Linked DNA regions of Homo sapiens: regions 1 and 3 are each linked to region 2. A link is a contact called in ENCODE Hi-C or POLR2A ChIA-PET data. All regions are on one chromosome and are shown on one strand. The core of a region is the stretch at or near the end of the contact, and the rest is flanking DNA. Distances in the headings are between cores, read along the strand shown. Region 1 holds the start of DNAAF10 (dynein axonemal assembly factor 10). Region 2 holds the start of ACTR2 (actin related protein 2). Region 3 holds the start of ETAA1 (ETAA1 activator of ATR kinase).

The links. A loop is a pair of places that touch in the nucleus more often than their neighbours do. ChIA-PET counts read pairs that join two places held with the same protein, here RNA polymerase II (POLR2A). Pooled maps may share reads with other maps.
Region 1: a loop to region 2 is called in a pooled map, with 8 times the contacts of the local background. The contact joins the promoter of DNAAF10 here to the promoter of ACTR2 in region 2. A Hi-C loop is called at or near these places in 9 of 50 pooled maps. POLR2A ChIA-PET finds 5 or more read pairs at or near these places in 3 of 52 experiments (GM12878, Panc1 and activated T-cell).
Region 3: a loop to region 2 is called in a map of natural killer cell, with 16 times the contacts of the local background. The contact joins the promoter of ETAA1 here to the promoter of ACTR2 in region 2. A Hi-C loop is called at or near these places in 1 of 168 maps with a recorded cell type or tissue (natural killer cell), 1 of 37 single-sample maps with no recorded cell type and 9 of 50 pooled maps. POLR2A ChIA-PET finds 5 or more read pairs at or near these places in 1 of 52 experiments (activated T-cell).

Annotation. Positions count from the first base shown.
Region 1 is chr2:68,155,994-68,159,236 of GRCh38, forward strand. It overlaps DNAAF10 (dynein axonemal assembly factor 10), which reads right to left and starts at 1,534. Exons shown (of 8, transcript NM_138458.4): 1 at 1,268-1,534. The coding sequence starts at 1,450. It overlaps PNO1 (partner of NOB1 homolog), which reads left to right and starts at 1,895. Exons shown (of 7, transcript NM_020143.4): 1 at 1,895-2,148; 2 at 2,387-2,536. The coding sequence starts at 1,942. RefSeq lists enhancers at 777-1,709, 1,167-1,306, 1,587-1,826, 2,107-2,206.
Region 2 is chr2:65,226,349-65,229,485 of GRCh38, forward strand. It overlaps ACTR2 (actin related protein 2), which reads left to right and starts at 1,483. Exons shown (of 9, transcript NM_005722.4): 1 at 1,483-1,609. The coding sequence starts at 1,562. It overlaps LOC124907779 (a long non-coding RNA gene), which reads right to left and starts at 1,251. Exons shown (of 2, transcript XR_007086461.1): 1 at 1,133-1,251. RefSeq lists enhancers at 474-1,363, 1,364-2,252, 2,325-2,414 and a silencer at 1,635-1,824.
Region 3 is chr2:67,395,983-67,398,790 of GRCh38, forward strand. It overlaps ETAA1 (ETAA1 activator of ATR kinase), which reads left to right and starts at 1,351. Exons shown (of 6, transcript NM_019002.4): 1 at 1,351-1,689. The coding sequence starts at 1,467.

The DNA.
Region 1 (3,243 bases), core at 284-2,783, 2.9 Mb after region 2:
CCTGTAGTCCCAGCTACTTGGGAGGCTGAGGTGGGGAGGCGGAGGTTGCAGTGAGCTGTGTTTGCACCACAGCACTCCGGGCTGGGTGACAGATTGAGACCCTGTCTCAAAAAAAAAAAAAAAAAAAAAAAAGCCACTGGTTACCAGAAGCTAAGTGATGAACAATACAAGGAACGAAGGAAAGGTAGAAAAAAATAAGCCATGTTTCATGTTTGTCATTCAGGGAAACTTAAAGCGGGATGGGGTCTTACATACTTTCTATTCTAGGCTTAACAGTCCAAATTGTATTCATCCTTTATCTACCAGTTTAATCCCTACCTCCTCCAAGCAGATTCTCTCCATAGGTTTTGATCCCCAGAGTTAACCTACCCTGCACTTGTAGTCTATTACAACCCTGATCTGATAATGACTGATCATTTTTTCAGGTAACAAAATCAACACTTTTTAAAAACTATAAACAGCTATAAAATGCTAGTTACTATCATTATTCTCTAATTCTTTCACTAGTAATCTTCAAAAAAACCTTGCAAACCTAATCTTTCCACACCCTGCTTAAATCCTTTCAGTTGTGTCCGTTTTTTCTTAGAAAAAAGGCATAAATCCTTTGAATGTCCTACAGATCTTGCAATGTCTGGTTCCTGCTTATCCCTCTAGTTTCTTAAGGAGATAAACTTCTTCCCATCACTGAGCTTCTGCATGTGCAGAAGCCCTGGAAACCTTGTCCTTTACTCCTAGTTTGACCTAGTTAGCTTCTGCACATACCAAAATCTGTTTTCATTCATCCCAAATCTGTTTTCACTCTCATTGAACCGTAACCGTGTTCCTTTGTGTGAGACAACTCATCTCGGTTTGTATTTATGTATCGTTGCTTTGATTATTGAACTGAGTATCTCTCCCACTAGAAAATAAACTCCATGAGATGGGGGACATTACCATTCACATCCCTGGGAATACCAGGCACTCAGCTGATGCCTGTCGAATGTGTTAGGTTGCCTCTTCCAACCACACTGCAGGCATCCTGGTGCCCGCTTTGGCTGGACTGCACTGGGGGTGGCAGGACGGTTGGGCGCGGAGGAACTACCCCGCGGATGAGAAGAAAGGTTTTAAATAGGAAACATTCCTCAGTCGGCGGTCAGCTTCTCTGGTCTCGCGCGGCTCAAGCCATGCTTTGGGGGACGCTGGGCGAAGGCTCTGGCAAAGAGGAATGCAGACCCCAGGATCCGCACTCGCCCCCAACGGCAGTCCGGATCCTCGACCCGGCACCCACCTCCCGAAGCAGCTTCAGGTCCCCGTGCTGGATCTCGTACAGCTGAATGACGCCGGTGCCCCGTGCGAAGTTGCCCATGGTCACAAATTTGGCGCTGCAGGGCACCCACTTACAGTCAAACACCGTGTAGTTGAAGCCCTTCTGGATATGGGCGATGATCTGAGGCTTCTCGAAGGCCGACATGGTGCAGCCAATTTCAGCTACGGCAACCGCCACACCCAGAGCCCCCAAAAACGGCAACCTGGAAACCAGACTCCAAACATTGGCAATTTGTCCCTCCCGCTTTCCGTATTCTGCCCCAGATGCCCTGGCATGTTGGCTGTAGTTATCCCCGGATAATGCCAGATGCGCTCCTGCGATCGCACAGAATGTTCCTTCACAACAGCACGAATTTGTTTATCGCCTTTACCCACTGCCTTTCGCACACATACATACTAGAGATTACAAAATACTTGGGCTGGGAGTTGCGCGGCTGGAGTGAGCCCAAGACCATCAGGCATATCTTAGGACAGCCTAACCCCGTTTTCCCCCCCACCGGCCCCAAATCCTGCAGGTCCCCGGCCTGTGACGTTTTAGGAAAGGGGCGGAGCTGCAGGGGTGGTTGGCTGAGGCTGGCTTCTGCGTGGTGCAGCTGCGCACGTGTTTCAGCCGGCAGCGCTTTAAGATTTCCGGGGATGGAATCCGAAATGGAAACGCAGAGCGCCAGGGCAGAGGAGGGCTTTACCCAGGTCACCCGCAAGGGTGGCCGACGGGCGAAGAAACGACAGGCTGAACAGCTGTCCGCAGCAGGAGAGGGCGGGGATGCGGGCCGCATGGACACAGAGGAGGCCAGGCCGGCGAAGAGGCCCGTCTTCCCACCCCTCTGTGGGGACGGGCTCCTGGTATGTGGCTGGGACCCTAGGACAGCAACGAGGCAAGGGCCAGACGCGGATCAAGCCGATGGCCTCTGGAGAATGTTGAAGCTGCGGTGGGGCTGTTCTGCCGTGATGCTCAGAGAGAAGTGATTCTTTGAAGTGTAACTAGTTCAGTTAAAGGAGGCCCTTTGTGGATCAGATGTCATTTTAAACTCCATCACCGTCCCTCCATAGCCTTCTGAGTTGTGTGTTCTTTTATTTACAGAGTGGGAAAGAAGAAACAAGGAAAATTCCAGTCCCAGCTAACAGATACACACCATTGAAAGAAAACTGGATGAAGATATTTACTCCTATTGTGGAACATTTGGGACTTCAGATACGCTTTAACTTGAAATCAAGGAATGTAGAAATCAGGGTAAGGAAAATCTCAATCATTTCCCAATACACCAGGCTTTCTCTCCTACAGAGATGAAAAGGCATGAATAGGCTTTACTTAATGGGACTTTTCTGTTGTATGGTTTTTGTCCAGTTTAAAAATTTACCATATTGAGTTTGAACTTCCCAAATGCCTTAAAAATCTGCATTCGATACAAATATTAATTGAATTTGTAAATTAGTTCTGAGATCACACCAAAATACTGGCTCTTCTTCTGTGTATCTTTTATAATGTTCTATGTCAAATTGAGAAAAGGTCGAGTAAAGAGATTGCCATAAACAGAAGCAGGTAAATAATGAATATAAGCACTTGCTGCTTTACAAGAAGTATATACAGTCAGCGTCGGGAATATGTTCTGGGATATGTTTTGTCAGATGACTTAGTCCTTGTGCGAATATTATAGAGTGTACTTACACAAACCTAGATGGTATGTGTATATTTGTTTATATATTTTTTTCATATGGAAAACCAAATGTCCCAGCACCATTACTGAATATCAGTCATTTCATCTACTTGATCTGCATTGCCGGTATCCAGTGCCATATATCAGGTTTCTGTATATTCTCCATTATACTGTTATGAGACCACCATGGTATGAGCGGTTGGTCACTGATCAAAATGTCATTATGCAGTGCATGACTGTGTTTTAATGGTGCTCTTTTGATTAAAAAATGTATTATTTTGAT
Region 2 (3,137 bases), core at 233-2,732:
TCTGCTGGCTGAGGTACTTCTCTGACTGTTAAAGCAGGTAAAACGAAGAAATGTTCCTCCGAGACTTCCTACCTATTCTAACCTCTCAAACTTCTAATTGCAACAATGGCAGCTTTATTTTTATCTTAATATTTATGTGTTGAGGGTTCCATATAAGATTAGATTTGAATAAAGCACTGTATGCCTTTAAAAAGGTTTGAAAATCACTGGTCTAATAAAAGAACAGTGAAAACTGACAGGCAGCTATATTATAAAAAGAATACTGGATTGAGGGTTCATGATGACTGTTTTATTCTAGTTGTTGAACATGTACAGCCATGTCGAAGGAAAAGTTCTATTTCTCACCTCTCATAAAGGATGGCATTTTAAAGGTGAATTTTAATGTCATTCATCTAATAAATATTTGTTGCATGCAATAAGCACAATGTTATTCATATATTCATAGTAAAGTAATAGGGAGAAAGGAAGTACGGAATATCCTGAGGATATCAGCTGTCATCAGAGATGTAACAAGCTGGGTCTCAGAGCACAAGTTTGCCAATTGATTAAAAAGGAAAAAAAATGAGGCATCGTAGATAGAATCATAGGTCCAGAAGAACAGAATTAGAAATAGCTACCACTGAATGAACATTTCCTCCATGCATAGACTTTTATCCTCACCACACCTATGGAGATAGAAGTTATTATCCCCATGCAGACAGGGGTATGCCAAAATCACAAAACTCGTGAGTGGCAGCGCCACGTTTGAAACTGGGGTTGTCTGATTTCAAAGCCAAGGCTCTGGGTTCACAGAAGTACATGTACTTAAGAGGTGTGAAGCAACATGGGACTACTGGAAGGAGGCGGTGAGCCACGAGGCTGGAAATGCAGGCACCTGCTCTCGCTCACTTGACCATAGAGCAACTTGGGCAAAGAAGGGGTGGGCTGACATTGGAGTATGGAACAAACGCATGATTTCAAATAAGCATGTGTGTATCCATCCCAGTTCTGTCCGCTGAAAAGGCCTAGAAGCAATAACACACCAAGCCCTGTCGAATGGTGGGGTCCGCCAGGACCTCCAGGCTTGCTCCCCGCCCTACCCGCCAGCTTCTCCGCCACATTCCACTGCCGCAGCAGAACCGGTGTCCTTCACCTGCCTGCGTCTTCTGCAGTTCGTTAAGCAGCGCCCTTAGCTCCTGTGACACTTTAGGGAGAAAGCCGCAGCACCGGCGATGTTGGCCGCCATTAACGCCCGGCAAAGCGCCCGGAACTAGAAGCAGCGAAGAACCCGGGTGGGCAGCGACCGTGACAGCCGAGCCGGAAGCGGAGCTGCGGGAGGGGCCTCGACGCTCCTCCATCTTTTATTGGAGCTCACCGCTGCCAGTCGCGCTGCCTGCCCGTCCCACCCTTTTCGTGCAGGCATTCAGCTAAATGACGGGCGGAGCCCGGCGGCGGCTTCCGGTCGGGGGAAAAAAGTTGGGCCGAAGGAGGGGCCGGGAAGACGCAAGAGGAAGAAGAGAAAACGGCCGGGCGGCGGTGGCTGTAGGTTGTGCGGCTGCAGCGGCTCTTCCCTGGGCGGACGATGGACAGCCAGGGCAGGAAGGTGGTGGTGTGCGACAACGGCACCGGGGTAAGGGCCGCGCGAGGAGGCCTTGGCGGCCACAGACGCCGGCGGGGACGAGCAGCTGGCGCACGGGCCCTCGGCCCCCAGGGCTGCACCTCCGGGCCCTCGGGGCGAAGGGGCGCGGGGCGGTGCCTCCCACCTCCGCGGGCGTGGGAGCGAGCCGGCCGTTCCCTGGTCTCCCTTGAGCCTGCCACCCATTTAGCCTGCCACCCCCTCACCCTTCCGGGTGGGGGCGGCGGGCGAGACCGGCACTGGACATGGAGCCTACTGACCGCCCGGCAGGGACCTGCTCCGCGCTAATGCGGGGGCAATTGGGCTAAAGCGGACGGAAGCGTAAAAGGCTCGGTTTGTGTGTTCCGAGAAGGGCTCTTTTCCCCAGGGCCACCGGTTTGTAAAAAGGAGAAAGACCTAGAGGCCTTCCTCTTCCTGTATAGTTGAAGATACACCAAACGAGAAGCAGGAAGCGGGTTTACTTAAAAAAAAAAAAAAAAAAAGGGAAGTGCTGTCATGGAGTGTGGACCTCAGCCCTTTCGCTGTGTTTGTTGGGCTTTTTATTAGTTTTTTCGAGGGAAGGGGTCCAGATCGGCAGCGCATCGTTCACTTTTTGTTTTACATACTAGTATTTGGCCCAGGAGTAGGCCCACGGAGACCAGCATGTTCCATTGAGTGGTTTTGGGTGACCTAGGATCCCGCAAGACTCAAGTGTTAATTCCACTAGCCTTAGGGGAAGTTAATTAGTGTTGATTATCCCACCCCCAGCCCCCTTTTTTCCCTTCGTTTCAGTATACAGGTAATGTTAGCCTTTAAGATTCAAAAATTGTAAAATCTGACTAAAGCACTGATTTAGAAACTATTTGAAAATTGTTTCTGTAATCCCAGCACTTTGGGAGGCCCAGGCGGGCAGATCACCAGAGGTTAGGAGTTCGAGACCAGCCCAGCCAACGTGGTGAAACCCCGGTCTCTACTAAAAATACAAAAATTAGCCGGCCGTGGTGGTGCTTGCCTGTAATCCCAGCTACTTGGGAGGCTGAGGCAGGAGAATCCCTTGAAGCCAGGAAGCGGAGGTTGCAGTGAGCCGAGATTGCGCCACTGCACTCCAGCCTGGGCGACAAGAGTGAAACTCCGTCTCAATTATAAAAAAAAAAAATTGTTTCATTCAGACCTCCCTCTTGCCAGATTAAAAAAAAATGTATTTTGGGTAGCAAAGTCAGCAAATTAGAAGATGGAAATATTATTTATTCTGGATGACTTCTATAGTGATTTCTAACCATTTTGATGTTGCAACATTTTGTGAGTTTTCTCCCCTCCCTCCCATAAATATGATGTATGAATTAAAGTTCATTTTACTTGAACAAAACACTTTGGAATCTGAATTGTTGAGGGGGAAAAGAGCTGGTATTTACTGCCATAATACTGCCCTTGATTAGATTTGTTACACAATTTTACAAGCAATAATTATGGTAGCTTCATCTGAACTGTGTTAAAAATGGACTAGAGTAAAAAGAGTGTTAACGTACATTGAGGCCAGGCGCGG
Region 3 (2,808 bases), core at 101-2,600, 2.2 Mb after region 2:
ATATAAGTCTTGATACCTGGTAGATATCAACCCTCATTATTCTTCGAGAGATCTTCAAGAGTTTATTGATATTTTTGGTCCCTTGCATTTTCATATAAATTTTAGAAAAAACTTACCATGTTACACACACACAGTCACACACTGGGCCTTCATATGTATTTATGTTGAATCTATAGGTCAGTTTGGAAATAGCTGACATTGTAACAATATTGAGTCTCACAACCCATGAACATAGTGTAACCATTTATTTAGGTCTTCGTTTTCTTTCAAAAAAAAAATTTTTTTTTTTTTTGAGACGGAGTCTTGCTCTGTTGCCCAGGCTGGAGTGCAGTGGCGCAATCTCGGCTCACTGCAACCTCCACCTCCCAGGTTCAAGCAATTCTCTGCCTCAGCTCCCAAGTAGCTGGGATTACAGGCACCCGCCACCACGCCTGGCTAATTTTTGTATGTATGTATGTATGTATGTATTTACTTATTTTACACGAAGTCCCCCTCTGTCGCCCAGGCTGGAATGCAGATGCGCGATCTCTGCTCACTGCAAGTGCAGTGGCGCAATCTCGGCTCATTGCAACCTCCGCCTCCCAGGTTCAAGCAATTCTCCTGCCTTGGCCTCCCCAGTAGCCGGGACTACAGGCACGCACCACCATGCCCGGCTAATTTTTTGTATTTTTAGTAGAGACGGGGTTTCACCATGCTGGTCAGGCTGGTCTTGAACTCCTGACCTCGTGATCCGCCTGCCTCGGCCTCCCAAAGTGCTGAGATTACAGGCTTGAGCCATGGCGCCCGGCCTCAAAAATGTTTTATAGTTCTCTTTGTAGGAAGGACAATCTTTAACTTATTCCTAGTTACTTGCTATCTCATGCACTATTATAAATAGTATCTCTTTAAAACTTCAATTTTATATCTGTTGCTAATCTATTGAAACACATTGATCTTTGAATATTGACTTTGTATCCAGCAACTCTTAAATTAATTTAGTAATTTTTTCTACTTTCTTTTGGATTTTTCTATGCACATAGCATCTATGAAAAATTAACTGTATTTCCTCTTCTTGAGAAATTCGAAGACTCTCAATAATCTGAATTTGACTAACGTGCAATTTTCGTTGTAAATTCAATAAAAAGTTGCTAGTGTATTCAATCTTTCCAACTCACAAGCTCCCACTCTCAGTTTACGCGGACCTGACTACTACCCGAACAACCCCCACCAGTCTGGAGGATTTTGAGCCTAGACACTCCTCCAGAGCAGGCTCCTGTCCCGGCTGCGGAAGTGCGCGCGCCCTCGGCACCTTAACAGTTCCGCCCCTCTCCCGGACCCAGCCAATCAGCGGCCGCCTCTTGCGCGCGCCCCACCGACCAAAATGGCGGCTGCCGTTGGTGCGGGGTGCGGTTTGTAGTGCTGTTGCCCTACTCATCCCTTTGCAAAATGTGAAAGAAGAAGCGGCTGGTGGAGGCGGGCCATAGGCAATGAGTCGGCGAAGGAAACATGATGACAGCCCTAGCCCGAAGAAAACGCCGCACAAAACAGTGGCGGCGGAGGAATGCGGCTCGGTGGTCGAGCCAGGGAGGAGGCGGCTGAGATCGGCCCGCGGTTCGTGGCCCTGCGGGGCTAGAGAGGGGCCTCCCGGGCCAGTGCGGCAGCGAGAGCAGCCTCCGACCGCCGCCCTGTGCAGTAAAAGTAACCCCGAGGGTGAGACGTCGGCAGCGCGGCCTGCCTTGGCTTCGGCGCCGCATCCCCACATCCCAGCTTGCAACAGGGAAATCTGGGGTGGGGGTGGAGTCTGGAGCGTGTATTCTGTCTCTGGGATTCACCCCTCGAGAGTCCAAAAATAATCCTATACCACTCCCCGATGGGCTTTTGTCCCCGAACTTCAGCACTACCCCGTTAGGTTTGACCATCCATTTGCCTCCGCCACAGGAATAGGTAATGTGGTTTACCTGTTTGCGGGAGGGCGGCTGCTTTCCAGGCTGCTCCTCCAGTCAGCAGCAGTGGTGGAGTGAGAAGAAACAGCTGATAGGCCCGCTAACCTCAGTTTTTGCCCGGAGAAGTTATTTCTCTTTAAACCCTTTTTTTCCCTGTGACCTGCTTTAGAGAAGAGTTCATAGGAAAAGTTAAAGTTTGTCTCAAAGCCTGGTAGATGTCTCACCTCATTGTGAATAAACCGGAAGTTCCTGTGTGTAACATCCCTCCAAATAAGATACTAAGGATCTCTTTCGTCTCGATTAGTTTTAGGTGTTACTTTTTAAAAGACTTCTAGTAAATCTTAGTTGGAACTGAAACTCATACAAAAGCCTTTATTCTGGAGCATGTTCTTGAAATAGTGCTTTTTTTTTTTTTTTTTTTTTTATACCTTACGTGTCTTTTTTCTTTTGGGAAAGAATCTCGCCCTGTCGCCCAGGCTGCAGTGCAGTAGCACAATCTCGGCTCACTGCAACCTCCGCCTCCCGGGTTCAAGCGATTCTCCTGCCTCAGCCTCCCAAGTAGCTGGGACTACAGGCGTGTGCCACCTCGCCCGGCTAATTTTTTGTATTTTTGGTAGAGACAGGGGTTTCACCGTGTTAGCCAGGATGGTCTCGATTTCCTGACCTCGTGATCCACCCGCCTCGGCCTCCCAAAGTGCTGGGATTACAGCCACCGCGCCCGGCCACCTTACATGTCTTTAATAATACTCCTATAAAGCAATTTGGGAATGAACAAAAATCTTTATAAAAATTTGAAAGTGATTCTAGACAAAAATTCCCAAGCATTGGATCACTAATGGTTTTTGAAGAATGGCAATTAATGTAGATTAGATAGAGTTGGTGAAAG